2 separate regions of the Homo sapiens genome follow, and region 1 is linked to region 2. The links are chromatin contacts, found by Hi-C or POLR2A ChIA-PET in ENCODE. All regions are on one chromosome and are shown on one strand. Each heading gives the region's core, a stretch centred on a gene start or an enhancer-like site at or near the end of the contact. The rest is flanking DNA. Distances are from core to core; before and after follow the strand shown.

The links. A loop is a pair of places that touch in the nucleus more often than their neighbours do. ChIA-PET counts read pairs that join two places held with the same protein, here RNA polymerase II (POLR2A). Pooled maps may share reads with other maps.
Region 1: a map of ascending aorta shows a loop between it and region 2 (10-fold over the local background). The contact joins the enhancer-like site here to the promoter of LINC03015 in region 2. A Hi-C loop is called at or near these places in 5 of 168 maps with a recorded cell type or tissue (aorta, ascending aorta, cardiac septum and 2 more) and 16 of 50 pooled maps. POLR2A ChIA-PET finds 5 or more read pairs at or near these places in 2 of 52 experiments (H1 and PC-9).

The regions. Positions count from the first base shown.
Region 1 is chr7:227,632-230,709 of GRCh38, forward strand. All of the region lies in intron 3 of FAM20C (FAM20C golgi associated secretory pathway kinase), which reads left to right. Among named protein-coding and RNA genes, the nearest start is that of FAM20C, 37 kb to the left of the region's middle. Within about 2 kb of position 1,825, at least 15 of the 41 ENCODE cell types and tissues checked have a DNase peak (open chromatin) inside an H3K27ac peak, as active enhancers do; they include ascending aorta and gastrocnemius medialis, where a contact is called at or near this core.
Region 2 is chr7:147,877-150,880 of GRCh38, forward strand. It overlaps LINC03015 (long intergenic non-protein coding RNA 3015), which reads right to left and starts at 1,562. Exons shown (of 3, transcript NR_134325.1): 1 at 1,453-1,562; 2 at 656-742. LINC03014 (long intergenic non-protein coding RNA 3014) reads left to right here and starts at 1,842. Exons shown (of 2, transcript NR_108065.1): 1 at 1,842-2,256. RefSeq lists an enhancer at 1,293-1,587.

The sequences.
Region 1 (3,078 bases), core at 575-3,074, 80 kb after region 2:
GCACCTGTGTTTTCAGGCTACCGGGGAGCCCGCGTTCATTTCCAGTCTAGTCGTACTTCCCTGAGTCCTGTCCATGAATACTGGATGAGCCGACAGTAGCGTGTTTAAAACTACAGTGGGTCTGAGACTTTCAAGCAATTCTTTTTCCCCGTTTGCTTTTGAAATAAAGTCTAAACCATCGCAATTGTTTTCAAGTGGAAATGACTTCAGACTTTTACAGTTGCAAATCACTGAATCATTTTAAAATGGATTTTCATTAAATTGACCGTAAGAGGTTGAAGAGCCTCTTCTGAGATGATTTTCCAGCCAAAGAAATGATTCTCTCCTTCTTCTGTGTCTCACGTTGAAGAGCTGGCGCAGAGGTTTCCTGCAGACCCGGGAGGGGTACCTGGGGCCGGTTAGGAGGGTCCTAGGGTTCACCTGAATGGTTCTGAAGCCCTTTAGCCGCACCACAGCGACCCGTCAGAGCTGATGGGGGACGGCGGGCTCAGTCAGGCGCACAGGCCTGTGCCTGCGTAACGAAACACCAGGGGGGAAAGCCATCCGCCTGGCATGGTTGTGATGAGGCCCGTGGCCAATCAGAGAAATTCTGAGAAAATAAAAGATAGGTCAGTAGGCGACCCCTGCCCTGGGCAGGGTCTTGGCTCAGTGCTGCCTGTCCCCATGGGTTCCGAAGAAGGCAGGTTCATTGGAAAAGCTTGGAAATCTCTAGTCCTTAGATCACAGGGGCTCTTGTCAGTGTGGCTGTCTCAGACTGTGAGGACTCAGGCCCCTCTGCTGGGTTGAGGAGACCCCCAAGACTGGCCACCCAGGGGGCTGGTGTCACGGCTCAGTGTGGGGTCAACAAGCCAGGTCCGTGTCCCTGTCCCTCCCCTGTGAGAGGCTGACACTGCCATGGGGGCTGTGGAGGGTGGAAGGGGAGACGCCCGCTGCCTACACCCCCAGCTCTCCTCTGAGGGCAGCGTTTCCACAGAGCCGGTGTGAGCCAGGGGAATGACCTGTCCCAACAAGAAGCTCAGGTTTGGACAACTGGTGCCTGGAGCTGAGGTCCTTAGCATCTCAGCACAGCTGCCAGCCTCCACGGCACCTGTGGGTCCATCCCACATCCTCCACCAAGAGTGACCTGACTGAACAGACGCCACGACTCTCACGGCTCCTGCTGACGGCATGAGTGGGGTCCCGGGCAGCCTCCTCAACGTGTTTGTAGTCCTGACCTGTAACAACTGCATGCTGGCTGGAGGGTCCCACGCTGGGGATTCCTCCTCCTCAAACTCAGCACTGGGAGCCCCTTCCAAGACCGCCCACCAGGCATCTTGTTCATGGATGGGGATCACAGCCAGGGTGAGTAGCGACACCAGGACCCGTAGTCGGGCCACACCCTGCCCCACCCACGCACCCCACCCCCCCACCACCAAGATGCCTCCCTGTCAGCCCCACGGGGGCCACTCTAGGACCAGAAGCAGGGAAATGTCCCACCCAGGAGGGGCCCTTCACGTCCAGATGAGGTCTCGTCATAACCTTCAGCACCTCCGGGTTTGTGTGAAATAGGCGGATTGTCTGGGCTCCGATGTGTGGGAAGTGAGTTTCCTTCCACGTGCAATGAGGCAGCCCCCTTTTCTGTGAGGAATGCATTTTCTGGGAACTTTGCTGCAATGTGTTCTGGCTGGTGTATAAATAATTCCGCACATCGCCGCCCTCCGGTCCTTCCTGGGCCCTGTGCCATTCTCATTCCCAGTTCTCCTGACTCACACATGGCCGCTGAAAAAGACCTCCTGTGTTGAGCGGGAAGGCCTTGGCTGCAGCTGGTCCAGGTCCTGGCCGAGCCCAATGGGGCCCCTCCTGCCTGCAGCCCTGTGGCTGGAGAGCTCGCCGTCCTCACGCAAACAGTCCAGACCACAGCGGTGGCACATCGTGAGAATGACAGATGGGGGATGAGCAAGGTGCCAGGGGTTTTAAATAAGACGGCCGCGTTTTGCCAAACACCTACCCCACGGGGCTGGAACAAGTGACGCAGAAATGGGCAGGAAGCGTGGACCGCGAACTCGGGGACCAAAAGGTCGTGCCGGAGTCACTGCCAGGGAGAGCCCCGCACCTTCCAGAGCTCTGCCGGCTGAAAGCCTGGTATTAAACAGCTTAATATATCTCGCTAATGACAGGTGGTGGTTTTCTGCTGTGTGAGTGATGAGAAGATTACCCAAGATAGAAAGGCTAATTTTTGCCTCCGTGCCTTCATTTAGTGAGTCAGGGATCTAGTGTGTTTGGAGGAATAAGAAAGTGTCTGTCTTATCTAGTTTTGGGCCTCCCTGAGTTTGGCCCTGGAGAAGGGAATCCAAGAGAAATGGGATAGAAAGATGGGGTAGGGGGATGGGGAAGGACCAGCTTCCGCTTCCGCGACCCTCTGGAAGGTGCCCCGAGTATCTCGGGCCCCGGCCGTGGAACCTGTAAATGTCACCTTCTTTGGAAAAGCGGTCTTTGGAGGTGTGGTTAAATTAAAGACTTCGAGATGAGGACTTTCCCTGGGCCCAAAATGCAATCCCCTGTCCTCATAAGAGGGAGGTGGAGGGAGATTAAACGCAGAGGAGGAGGCCAAGGGAAGGGGATGCAGGGCTGCAGTAACAAGCCCAGGAGCTCCTGGAGCCCCCAGAGCTGGGAGAGGCAAGAAGGATCCTCCCTAGAGTCTCCACGGGGAGCTCAGCCCTGCCCACAGCTCAGCCTTGCATTTCTTGTCCCCAGGACGGGGTGGGGGGGGGGGGGAACAGATCCCCGTGGCTTAAAGTGCCCCTGTCTGTGGTTATTTATTACAGCAGAGCCTCGTGGCTGGACCTCTGTGTCCCGGCGTTCGGAACACCAGGAGCCCTTCACGAGGCTCCTGTGGGGCCGTGGGTGGATGGAGGGTGGCCGGGCCGTCTGGTCCACATGCCTCACCCTGGCCGGCCACCTCAGACAGGTCCTTGGTGTCTCCCCGATTCAGTGTTCCCATCTGTAAAATCGGTGGAAAAACGCCTGCCCCATAGAGCCTGGTATTAGATGAGTCGCGATACAGAAAGCTCTGAGGATAGAGCCTGGCACATGGAAAGT
Region 2 (3,004 bases), core at 312-2,811:
TAAAAAGCTCTTTACCTGGTGAAAATACACTGATACATAGTAATCTACTGTTATAACATTAGCCCTCCTGCATGGGAAAGCTTTAGTACAACCAGAACACATACATTGAAAATGACAACTGAATGAAACCCCTTTATAAATGTTTAAATGCCTCATCAGGTAGCCAAATGTACATGAAGCTTTGATTGACTTCCCAGGAGTATGGGTTTGACAAACTAAACATTGTTTATAAACTATTTTAACAATCTGTAAGTCACCACACCAACATATTTAATTTGGATCATTTTATCTTTTCCAGGATGAGTCATGGAATGCATAACTTTTAATAACAAAAGCTTTAAGGACTCACGAAGGACAAGGCAGCCATCTTGGTTCTCCATGAGTCCATGCTTAACATCGGACTTATGTCCTCTTGGGTGCCAGTTGTTTCTCCAAATTGGGCACATAGCATGGATAACTGATGGGTTATCACAGGTAATTTGACTTAGACCATGGAGTTCATTCAAATTGTATATCTAAACAATTTCAGTATAGGCTGATTAAGTATGCAAACCTGGTGAAGCATTTCCTCGGTATTCAATTAATTTTTATTCTATTTGGGTTAGCAGTTTTATAAGCCAGTCAGTCTTTTCATTAAAGTTTCAGCAATTCTTACCCAGTCCAAATGATGTGATTTTGAAGTTACTAGAAACCTGTATTCCACAGTGCTTTTCAGGGTCCTCCCCATCCGTTCACGAACCTCCTAAAAGACACCATGTTCTAGGATTTTTGTGTGCTTGTGAAGTTTTCAGAAACTACATCAGCATGAAGCAATTAACTGCGGAAATGACTTTAAATACTCAAAAAGACACAATTGACAAAGAAATTTGGTTATAACAACAACATAACCATAATTATGATCGGTAGCATATACTCAGAAAAATTAGAATTTTAGAAATCCCATACAACTTTGGAACATATATTAATATCATTCACTAAAATATAACCTGAAGAAGGTTAAATTTTTTTTTTGACACTATTCTGTATCGAAAAGTCCAAAATGTTTCTTAAAAAGTAACTAAAAAAACACTGGAGTAATTAAAGGACACTTCCTGTGCAGGGGATGGAAAAATCTCAACAAAAAAGGAGCGCAGAAGAGCCTGGCTAGGCGGGAGAACACGGTCAGGCCCGCAGGAGACGCCGCGGCACCTGCCAGAAAGAGAGCCGCAGGCCAAGACCAGGAGACGCGAGAGAGGTGGGCAGGGCTGCCCGAGAGACCCAGGCGGCCATTGCCCGCCCTGCGTCTGCGCCTGCGCCGGAGCCTCCTCCACACTGCGCCAGCGCCGAGTCCGGCCGCCTCCTCATTGCGCCGGCGCCGGGGCTTCCTCCACACCGCGCCTGCGCCGATGACAACCCGCCTCTACAGGACGCCTGCGCAACGCCATAGTCACCTCATCAGCTCCGTGCACTTACGAGTCTCTCTCTGATCGACCACGTGTTCCTGTCGGCTCACAGAGGCCGCCTCAGGGTCCTCCCCCATTGTCTTCCTCGCACCCTCCACTGTTCCCGGCCCTTCACTCTGCGCTTGCGCAGGAGTCGCTCGCTCCTCTCTGCGCCTGCGCAGAGGCCACCTCCTCCCCGCCCGTCCGCTCCCTTGGCGTCGTCTTGGGCCGCGCCCCGACCCCTTCTGTTTACGCATGCGCAGGAGCCGCCCTGCGCGGGTGGGGGGCTGAGCCCCTGTGGCTTCAGGTTTAAAGGCGCGAGCGCCACCCACGCAGGCACAAGGGCTCCTAGTCGTTTTATTTTTAGCGTAAGGTTTTCCTCTTTAACAAGGAAGTAAAAAAAAAAGTTGTGCAATAAATATTAATCGTCCTTATATGTACTCGGGAACGTTCGTCCTTTAGGTTTTCTCCTGGCGCATGGGCGCCGCCAATCATTTCGGGGCTTATTTTGGTTCTAAAGCCCGGGGCAGCCAGGCCTCCCTGCCTGGCCTCGGCGGGGACGCGGGACCTGGGGCCCCGGACCGGGCCTAACCGCCCTGGCCGGTCCCCACTGATGGTGGCGGTCGGTCCTGATCGTCCTGATGGCAGCGACCAGGCTGGACTCGGGCTGTGCAGGGGCGAGGGGAGCAGGGCGGGGTGACGCCCGGAGAGCGGCCTGGAGAGCGCGTGCTTCAGAAGGCGTGGGCACCCTGTCCCCTTTGCAGATGGGGATGCAGGCCCTGGTGGCGGTGGAGGGGAGATGGGGGCAGGGACGTTGCCGGGCAGAGGAAGCTGGGTGAGTGTGCACTTGGTCCCCTTTGCTCCTCCCTGGGACTTTGGGCTCTATAGGGCAGCCTCCGAGGCCCACGTGCACACTCGGTGAACCACAGTCCAGACACAGGCAGGGCGGCAGGCCAGGGAAGGAGAGGCCAGGTGTTGGTGCATGGAGAGGCCAGGTGTTGGCCTGGGGGTGCTAAGTGAACCCCCAAGGTCGCGGAGACAGTAGGGCAACAGCAAAACGAGCTCTGCCGTCCAGGGCGAGGGCCCGGAGTCCTCCCCAGGGGTGGGCTGCAGAGAAGCCCCTGTCCAGGCCCTGCTCACCTGCAAAGTGCTCCCGAGCTCCTGTGCCCCCAGCAGCAATCCCAGCCCCGCTGACACCCAAGCTTGTCACCCGCTGGGTTTCTTGAGGTCTGAGGACCGTGGCTGAGGGTGCATGGGCGCTGGGATGGAGGGGGATGTCCTGTCCCAGTCTGTGCTTATTAATTGTTAAAGAGGGCAAGGCTGCTTTTATTCAAGGTGGGGGGGCTGCTAAAGCGAGATGTTGGGTTAGGGGAGGCAGATCCGGCTCAACTCCAGATAGAAAAAGTGGGAATTGACAGCCCAGGCGTAGGGTCGGGAGTGGAGAGAAAATTACTAAGAGGAAGGGTCAGGGGCAAGGCGGGTTCTAGCTGCATAGACAGGATTTTTGCTGAAAAGGCAGGCAGTGTGGTCACAGACCGAGGGTGGGAGTTGAGGACTTTGATCAGGGACCAAGAGTAGACGAT